2 separate regions of the Homo sapiens genome follow, and region 2 is linked to region 1. The links are chromatin contacts, found by Hi-C or POLR2A ChIA-PET in ENCODE. All regions are on one chromosome and are shown on one strand. Each heading gives the region's core, a stretch centred on a gene start or an enhancer-like site at or near the end of the contact. The rest is flanking DNA. Distances are from core to core; before and after follow the strand shown. Region 1 overlaps FANCA (FA complementation group A). Region 2 overlaps ANKRD11 (ankyrin repeat domain containing 11).

Region 1 (3,190 bases), core at 59-2,558:
CATGGTGAAACCCCATCTCTACTAAAAATACAAAACTTAGCCAGGCGTGGTGGTGCGCGCCTGTAGTCCCAGCTACTTGGGAGGCTGAGGCAGGAGAATCACTTGAACCAGAGAGGCAGAGGCTGCAGTGAGCCAAGATTGCGCCACTGTGCCCCAGAGTAAGACTCCACCAGAAAAAAAAAACAAAACAACAACAACAACAAAAAACAAGTTCTCGGGCGCAATGGCTCACGCCTGTAATTCCAGCATTTTGGGAGGCCAAGGCGTGTGGGTAATTTGAGGCCAGGAGTTTAAGACCAGCCTGGACAACATGGTGAAACCCCGTCTGTACTAAAGATACCAAAATTAGTCGGGCGTGGTGGCAGGCGCCTGTAGTCCCAGCTACTGGAGAGGCTGAGGCATGAGAATTGCTTGAACCCAGGAGGCAGAGGCTGCAGTGAGCCAAGACTGCACCACTGAGCACAGCGAGACGTTGTCTCAAAAAATATATCAGTAAAAATAAAAAAAGAAGTTCGTGTTGGGAGAAACTGAGAAAGTATAGCAGGGTTTCTCTGTATTTATTAATATATTTTTTTGAGACAGGGTCTTGCTGTGTCATCCTGGCTGGAATAGAGTGGCGTGATCTTGGCTCACTGCAACCTCCACCTCCTGGGCTCAAGTGATTTCTCTTGCCTCAGCCTCCCAAGTAGCTGGAACCAAAGGTGCACACAACTGTGCCCAGCTAATTTTTGCATTCTTTGTAGAGATGGGGTTTCACTATGTTGCCCGGGCTGGTCTTGAACTCCTGAGTTCAGGTGATCAACCCGCCTTGGCCTCCCACAGTGCTGGGATCACAGGTGTGAGCACCGTGCCCAGTATCTGTATAATTTCTTAAGAGCTGCACATGAGGCCACAACGATTTTAGTCAAGATTCCAATCAAACCATCTAAGTGCTGCTGTTCTTGCCTCTGAGGAGACAGTCGGCACACGCACCCTAGACTCGAGACGAGGAGACAGTCGGCACACACACACCCTAGACTCGGGACGTGGCATGATGCAGGGGAAGGAACGGTCACCTACGTGCTGCTGTTCTTGCCCGAGGAGCACACACAAACCCTAGACTCAGGACGTGGCATGATGCAGGAGAAGGAACGGTCACCTACGTGAACATCTTCCTCTTTCAACACCTCTCGGAAGGTTCTGTGTGTCCAGAGAGAGAGGGCAGCTCTCTGCCAGTCTGCAGAAGGAAGGTGCAAGGGTCTCCAGGAAAGGCTGGCTACGTCCTCCTCAGAAAGAGGCTGTCGGGCCTCTGAGAACAATCTGAACATGAGGAACTGAAACTGAAACAGAGAGTGACCCGGCCGTTTCTTCATTGCGCAAGTTTCACTGTGAGTGGCTGAGCAAATGCTCAGGTGGAAACAGACCATCAACAGCCCACACACACAACCCCACATTCAGAGGACCTCAGTCCAGCCCCTGGGAGGGCGCAATACACGACCCCACGTTCAGGGGACCTCAGTCCAGCCCCTGGGAGGGCACAACACACAACCCCACGTTTAGGGGACCTCAGTCCAGCCCTTGGGAGGGCACAACACACAACCCCACGTTCAGGGGACCTCAGTCCAGCCCCTGGGAGGGCACAACACACAACCCCACGTTCAGGGGACCTCAGTCCAGCCCCTGGAAGGGTGCAGAGCCCCTCAGCGATCATGGCTGTGCACAGTGCTCCAGGGAAGAGCCTATGTGCAGACCTTCCTGCCATCTGACTGCTTCCTTGAGCTAAATGTCTGGAAGCAGAATTGCAGGAACAAAACTGCCTCCCAGGGGTAGGGCTGGTTTGGTCCCGGGCAGTGAAACAGCCCATCTCTAGGCCTCTGCCAGGAATGGCGTTCCCACCAAAAATGCACACCAACTGGACAAGCCAGACACACTATTGGTGCTGCGTGACCGTGTCCATCTCTGCCCCCGAGGAGATGAGAGCCTCCCATGTTTATAACCAGCCTGCTCCAAGGACTGTCGTCCCTGCTCAGCATGCTGGGTGGGAACCACGCTGCCCTCTCCTAAGCTCAAACTCCATGTTTTCTTTAAAAACTTGGCACCAGGGACAAAGTTCCTCAGAGGAAATAACTGGAAATACGTGCACCCTGGATCCTCAGGGGCTGCTCCCAGATTCTGACTTAATTTATCTGGAAAGGGGCCAGGAATCTATAGTTTCAAAAGCTTCTCAGTTGATTCTAATGTGAAGCCTGAAGTTGAAAACCATTATTTATTTATTTTTTTTTTTTTTTGAGGTGGAGTCTCGCTCTGTTGCCCAGGCTGGAGTGCAGTGGTGCAGTCTCGGCTCACTGCAACCTTTGCCTCCCTGGTTCAAGCGATTCTCCTGCCTCAGCCTCCCAAGTAGCTGGGATTACAGGCGTGCGCCACCACGCCTGGCTAATTTTTGTATTTTTAGTAGAGACCAGGTTTCACCATGTTGGCCAGGCTGGTCTCGATCTCTTGACCTCATGATCTGCCCGCCTCGGCCTCCCAAAGTGTTGGGATTACAGGCATGAGCCACCACGCCCAGCCTGAAAACCACTATTTTATACACGAGACGTTCATTAAAATCCTATAAAAGGACAACACTGGTTTGCAGTGCCATTTCACCTTTACTTTTGACATTCAGGGTTTCCAATGCTCATCTTTAAATTCCTTTGTCTGGGCCGGGCACCAGCGGCTCACGCCTGTAATCCCAGCACTTTGGGAGGCCAAGGCGGGTGGATCACTTGAGGTCAGGAGTTCGAAAACAGCCTGGCCAACATGGTGAAACCCTATCTCTACTAAAAAACATACAAAACAATTAGCCGGGTATGGTGGCACGTGCCTGTAATCCCAGCAACTTGGGAAGCTAAGGCAGGAGAACTGCCTGAACCCGGGAGGTGGAGGTTGCAGTGGGCCGAGATCGCACCACTGCACTCCAGCCTGGGCGACAGAGCAAGACTCCATCTCAAAAAAAAAAAAAAATTCCTTTGTCTGAACAATGTAAGGAACATTTACTAGATGAGAGGAATAAGAATTCTTCTTTCCAGGGAAAGATACTTATTATGAATACTGATCTTTTAATTCATCTATCCTATAAATGCCAACATCTATTTCATTACAATTACAGACTTGTAGTTGTCTTCATACAACTTCACTTTACACTCAGAGAACACAAGGAAAGGCAGCACTC
Region 2 (5,775 bases), core at 2,132-4,631, 440 kb before region 1:
GCCTCAGAGGCCCAGGAGGAGGAAGACAGGAAGTCAGCAGCAGGGTGGAAAAGGGGAGGGAAGCCCTTCAAGGGAAGCTCTCCCAGAACCTTCAATCCCAGCTCCAATTCCAAAGACAGGAACACACTCATGACTGACAGGATCAAACACCAAAGGCCTGTTTGCCTTGAGGGGGACACTGGGGAGGGTGGGGAAGGGGGAGTGAGGAGGAGCTGGAAGCAGCAGTCCTGTGTGGCACCAGGGGCTTGCTCCCACGTCGGCCCTGGGCACAGCCCCGCATGGTGATGAGGTGTGGCCTGCCTGCAGCACACGGCCATGCTCCAGATACCTTAGCTTTATCTGAAGAGTTCTTTTGTTTGTTTGTTTGTTTGTTTGAGACAGCTGTGTTGCCCAGGCTGGAGTGCAGCGGTGTGATCACAGCTCACTGTAGCCTCCGCCTCCTGGGCTCAAGCTATCCGCTCACTTGAGCCTCCCAAGTAGCTGGGAGTACAGGCCCGTGGCACCATGCCCGGCTAATTTCTGTACTTTCTGTGGAGTCGGGTTTCGCCATGCTTCCGAGGCTGGTGTCTGAAGGATGCTTTACGGCAACCCCTGCCTTTTCCAGCTGAGCCCTGCCGGCTGTTGTGCGCTCCGTGGAAAGGGAGAAGCACGGTCTCCAGCGGCTGCGTCAGGAGTGGTGCCTTGTGCACACCTCACAGGGAGAGAAGTCTCCAACGGACTGAGCGGAGGAAAAAAGAAAAAAGGAGAAAAGGAAAAAGAGCTGCATACCTGGCAGGCCTACTGTGTGCAAAGCCCTTGAGTGACACACCCTATGACCCACAGCACTGTGGCAATCCCAGGTATGGAAGAGAAGCACCACTGGCCTCTCACCTCTCACCATCTCAGTGGGCAAGGGGAGAGCAAGCAGCCCAGGGCAGGGGGGCTGAGCCGAGGGCAGGGGGGCTGAGCCGAGGGCAGGGGGGCAGAGCCGAGGGCAGGGGGGCAGAGCCCAGGGCAGGGGGGCAGAGCCCAGGGCAGGGGGGCTGAGCCGAGGGCAGGGGGGCTGAGCCGAGGGCAGGGGGTCTGAGCTAAGGGCACGGGGGCTAAGCCCAGGGCAGGGGGGCTGAGCCCGGGGCAGGGGAAGAGCCGAGGGACAGAGGCCCTCACAGGAACCAGGCCCTCCCGCACACCGCCTGACAGTCCACGTCAGCGTCTCTGTCCAGCCTCCACACACCCCTGCACGTTCTGAAGAGCCCTCCCCAAGAGTCCAACTCTCTCTCCTTCCTCCTCAGGGCCGCACCAGCTCTCTCTCCTTCCCCTCCTCAGGGCCACACCAACTGTGGGGTTCCAGCTATCACTCTGTGCAAAGGACTCCTAACATGGGTGTCCTCCGTCTCACCCCATAAGCCACACTGGCCAAGGCCAGGCAGGCACCACACATCGCGAGGTAGAATCTCTTTGCTACGGTTTGAATGTTTGTGTCGGCCCCTCCCCTGCACCCCAAAATTCACAGGTTCAAACCAAACCCCCAGTGTGCCCAGCTACTTTTTGTATTTTTGGTAGAGACAGGGTTTCACCATGTTGGCCAGGGTGGTCTCCATCTCTTGACCTCATGATCTGCCGGCCTCGGCCTCCCAAAGTGCCCCACGGCACAACGCTCTCTACTGCAGCCCTGTTTCCACTCACATTTTCTGTTATCACGGCGGGGGGTGGCAGCACCGAGAGCGCGTTCAGCATTACTGGCCTCTGCTTTGCCCCTCAGACACATGCTTGGTCACTGGGCTGTGGAACATACAGGAGCCCCGTGCTCCGGAACACGGACCACCCGACAGGAGCACGGACACAGCAGTCGGGGCGACGTGGGTGCCTCACAGAAGAGGGAAAAAGCCAGGAGGGCGGCACGTGGGCGCAAAGTTCTCAGCTTCGTTAGTCATCAAGAAAATGCAAACTAAAACCAAGGTAAGTGTGAGGGTTACTACTGAGTTTCAACTTGACTGGACTAAAGGATGTGTAACTGTTCCTGGGAGCATCTTGAGGAAGCTGCCAAAGGAGATTCACATTGAGTCAGTGGACGGGGAGAGGCCGACGAACCCTCCATCTGGGGGGGCATGATCTCATCAGCTGCCAGCACGGCAGATCTGCGGAAGCACTGGACTGGCTGAGTCTTCCAGCCTCCATCTTTCTTCCATGCTGGATACTTCCTGCCCTCGAACATCAGACTCCAAGTGCTTCAGCTTTTGGGTTCTTGGACCTACACCAGTGGTTTGCCAGGGGTTCTTGGGCCTTCGGCCACAGACTGAAAGCTGCGCTGTTGGCTTCCCGACTTTTGAGGTTTGGGGACTCGGACTGGCTTCCTGGCTCCTCAGCTTGCCAACAGCCTATTGTGGGACTTCACCTCATGACTGTGTGAGTCAATACTCCCAATAAACTCCCCTCCATATATACATTTATCCTATTAGTGCTGTCCCTCTAGAGAACCCTGACTCGTACACACAAGTACTGGTGAAGGGGTGGAGCAAAGGAAACTAGTCCACTCTCATCAGGGCCAACTCACGCACCTGGCAATCTCTACTCATACTGAACACAAGTATGCCCTATAGCCCAGCAATGCCATTCTGGACATACACGTCCAAAAGAAAAGCAGGTGCACAGACACAAGAGACACGCGTGAAGTGCTTCATAGCAGTGGGGTTTGCGGCGTGCCACTAGGATGTGAGGGTGGAACACTACACAGCAGAGGAGGCAAACACATCACAACGTAAGTCAATCTCACAAATAATGTTGAGGAACCCTGTCTCTACGAAAAGTTTAAAAATTAGCCGGGCACTGTGGTGCATGCTGGCGGTCTCAGCTACCAGGGAGGCTAAGGCAGGAGGATCACTTGAGCCCAGGAGGTCGAGGCTGCGGTAAGCCAAGATCATGCCACTGTACTCCAGCCCGGGCGTCAGAGCCAGACCCTCTCCCCTCTCCCCTCTCCTCTCTCTCTCTCTCTCTCTCACACACACACACACACACACACACAGAGTAATAATGTTGGGGACAAAATACATGATACATTTACATAAATTTCTGAAAATAGCAACTACAGTACTTAGGGATGCATACTTAGTTGACAAGACATCCGCGAAGCGTGGAAAATGGCTGCCTGGCGGATGGAATTGGAAGGGACGGTGAAACGGGTTCTAAGTGAAGGCTGCGGAGGCGTTTGCTTTGTGGTCTGCTAAGTTGTACATTTTTACTGGGTGGACGTTTGGGTTCTCAGCTGAAGCAGTCTTTCAGAAGGTGACAGAGATAAAGGCCACACTATGTCCTTGCAAGGCCTCAGAGGTGTCACTGACCTTTTGCTGCAGGACCTGTTCTTCTCAGGGGTCTTGGCCTCCTAGAGGAAGGAGGGCCCCATCGCCCTGCTAGGCCCTACTGGGACCCTCAAGGGCATGAGCATGACGACGGAGCAGCTTCAGGCTTCCCAGCATGTCGGGCAGGCCTAGCCATGCCCAATACACACTGCAGGGCACCCACTGCAGAGTGCAACAGGGAGCTTGGAGCCTGACAAGGAGACACACAGCTCTGTGAAGACGAAGGGGAGGAGGAGCAAGGAAAATGCTTCTTTTACACAGAAGGCGCCAAGATACAAACTAAATGTGATGAAGACAAAGAAAAGCAGGCGTGTGTGTTAAAGGTACAATTGCACAGCTAAAAATAATCATGGCCGTAAGGCAGGGACGGCAGATGGAGGGTGACTCAGCAGATTTCCTCCAAGGCTTGCGAGGGTGGAAATAAACACACGGAAGTGACCAGCAGAGAGAAACACGCAGGGAAGAGGAAGGTTAGAAAGGTCTGGGGTGTCACGCACCGTTGCTGGGAATGCAGAGGAGGACGGTCTGCAGAAGGGGACGCAGCCACCGCCCCCCCCACCCCGCTGCAGAAGGTGCACACCACTCAGCAACCACCCACCCACTGCTCAATCTACCCCCAAATTACACAAATAGGGCCAGGCACGGTGGCTCACCCCTGTGGTCCCAGCTACTCAGGAGGCCAAGGCAGGGGGGTCATTTGGGCCCAAGAGTTTGAGACCCGGGCAATGTAGGGAAACCTCATCTTTACAAAAATATCAAAAAATTAATCAGTCGAGGTGGCACGCACCTGTAATCCCAGCTCCTTGGGAGCCTGAGGCAGGAAGACCCCTTGGGCCCAGGAGGTCGAGGCTGCAGTGAGCTAAGATTGCACCACTGCACTCCAACCTTGGTGACAGAGCAAGACCCTGTGTGAAAAAAACCCAAACCCCAAACCAAAAAAACACAACCGGGGCATGAAAAAGTGCTTGGCCCAGAGCAGTGCCCCAAAGCATCTCCTAAGAAAGGGGCTTAACACAAAGCCTGCCCGCCAGGGGCTGCTGGTGGCATCCGGGCACATCTGCACGTGGGGCTGACAGGACTAAGGAGGTTCCACAGACACACGACCAGGCGGAGACGCAGAGAAAAGCAGGTACAGCAAGAAGTCCACTGGGCAATGCAGAGGTGGGGAATGCAGAGGGGGAATGCAGAGGTGGGGAATGCAGAGGTGGGGAATGCAGAGGTGGGAAATGCAGAGGTGGGGAATGCAGAGGTTGGAAATGCAGAGGTGGGGAATGCAGAGGTTGGAAATGCAGAGGGCACCTACACTTCTGATGACAGCGAAATATGTAAGGCTGGCTCAACCATCAATCAGTCAACGTCACCCAGCATGCCAACAAGCTAAAGAAGAAACACCACATAATCACAACTGGTACAGAAAATCATTTGATAAAATTCAAAACTCACGATAAAAATTCCTAGGAAAACAGGAGTGTGGAGAAACATCCTCAACACGATAAAGGCCAACTACCAAGAACTCAAGGCTGACATGATCAAGAGTGACGTGCTGAGGGCTGCAGATGGAATGGCATACAGGGCAGAAAGGAAGAAATGGAATAAAACTGTCTCTCTCTGAAGATGGTGTAAGTGTCCATGTCGAAAATCACAAGGAATCTATCAAAAATTCCAAGAAACTTTATTTAATAGAGTTCAGCAAGGACACAGAATCCAAGATCAACACACAAACACCTATCCTATTTCTGCAATAATCCTATGAAAACAAGAAATAAAGACAGTACCATCCTATTTCTGCATGCTACCAATAATCCTATGAAAACAAGAAATACACAGTACCATTCTATTTCTACATGCTAGCAATAATCAAATAAAAACATGAAATAAAGACAGTACCATTTATAGGTGCTCCAAATAAAAATAAATGCTTAGGTTCATATGGAACAAAACTAGAAAAACCTATACACATTTTAGGAAAAAACAGGAGAAAATCTTTAGGACCTAGGGCCAAGAGTTGTCAGACATGGCAACAAAAGCACAATCCATAAAAGAAAAAACTGATAAACGACCTCGACAAAATTAAAAACTTTTGCTCTTTGAAAGACCTAGTTTAAAGAGTGAAAAGACAAACTGCAGACAGGGAAAAATATCTGCAAATCACAAGTCAGATAGCAGGCTTGTATGTAGAAGAAAGAAGTATCAAACAACAAACATTAATTAGAAAATAAGAGAAAACACACAGACATTCAGAAGAGGTGCACGTGGTGAACAAGCCATGAAGGCACTCGACATCCTAAGCCGTTAGGGAAACACAACTTAAAGCCGCAATGAGATATTACTGCACACCAATCGGAACAGCTAAAATACAAAATACTCAAGGATGCTGGAGAGGATGTAGAAAAGCTGGAACTCTCTCGCTTGCTGTGGGAACGCAAAGTGGTGTTGCTGC

Evidence for each region. A loop is a pair of places that touch in the nucleus more often than their neighbours do. ChIA-PET counts read pairs that join two places held with the same protein, here RNA polymerase II (POLR2A). Pooled maps may share reads with other maps.
Region 2: a pooled map shows a loop between it and region 1 (4-fold over the local background). The contact joins two enhancer-like sites. A Hi-C loop is called at or near these places in 2 of 50 pooled maps. POLR2A ChIA-PET finds 5 or more read pairs at or near these places in 2 of 52 experiments (GM12878 and naive thymus-derived CD8-positive, alpha-beta T cell).

What each region holds. Positions count from the first base shown.
Region 1 is chr16:89,763,748-89,766,937 of GRCh38, forward strand. FANCA (FA complementation group A) reads right to left here. Exons shown (of 43, transcript NM_000135.4): 28 at 1,143-1,319. Among named protein-coding and RNA genes, the nearest start is that of ZNF276, 44 kb to the left of the region's middle. RefSeq lists enhancers at 1,223-1,332, 1,493-1,562. Within about 2 kb of position 1,309, at least 14 of the 41 ENCODE cell types and tissues checked have a DNase peak (open chromatin) inside an H3K27ac peak, as active enhancers do.
Region 2 is chr16:89,322,495-89,328,269 of GRCh38, forward strand. The region is part of intron 2 of ANKRD11 (ankyrin repeat domain containing 11); the gene reads right to left. All of the region lies in intron 1 of LOC128462377, which reads right to left. LOC100287036 (a long non-coding RNA gene) reads left to right here. Exons shown (of 4, transcript NR_168302.1): 2 at 605-839; 3 at 1,272-1,426; 4 at 1,742-2,423. Among named protein-coding and RNA genes, the nearest start is that of ZNF778, 110 kb to the left of the region's middle. RefSeq lists enhancers at 308-1,507, 567-1,080, 3,220-4,419, 3,441-3,560, 3,601-3,720. Within about 2 kb of position 3,382, at least 28 of the 41 ENCODE cell types and tissues checked have a DNase peak (open chromatin) inside an H3K27ac peak, as active enhancers do.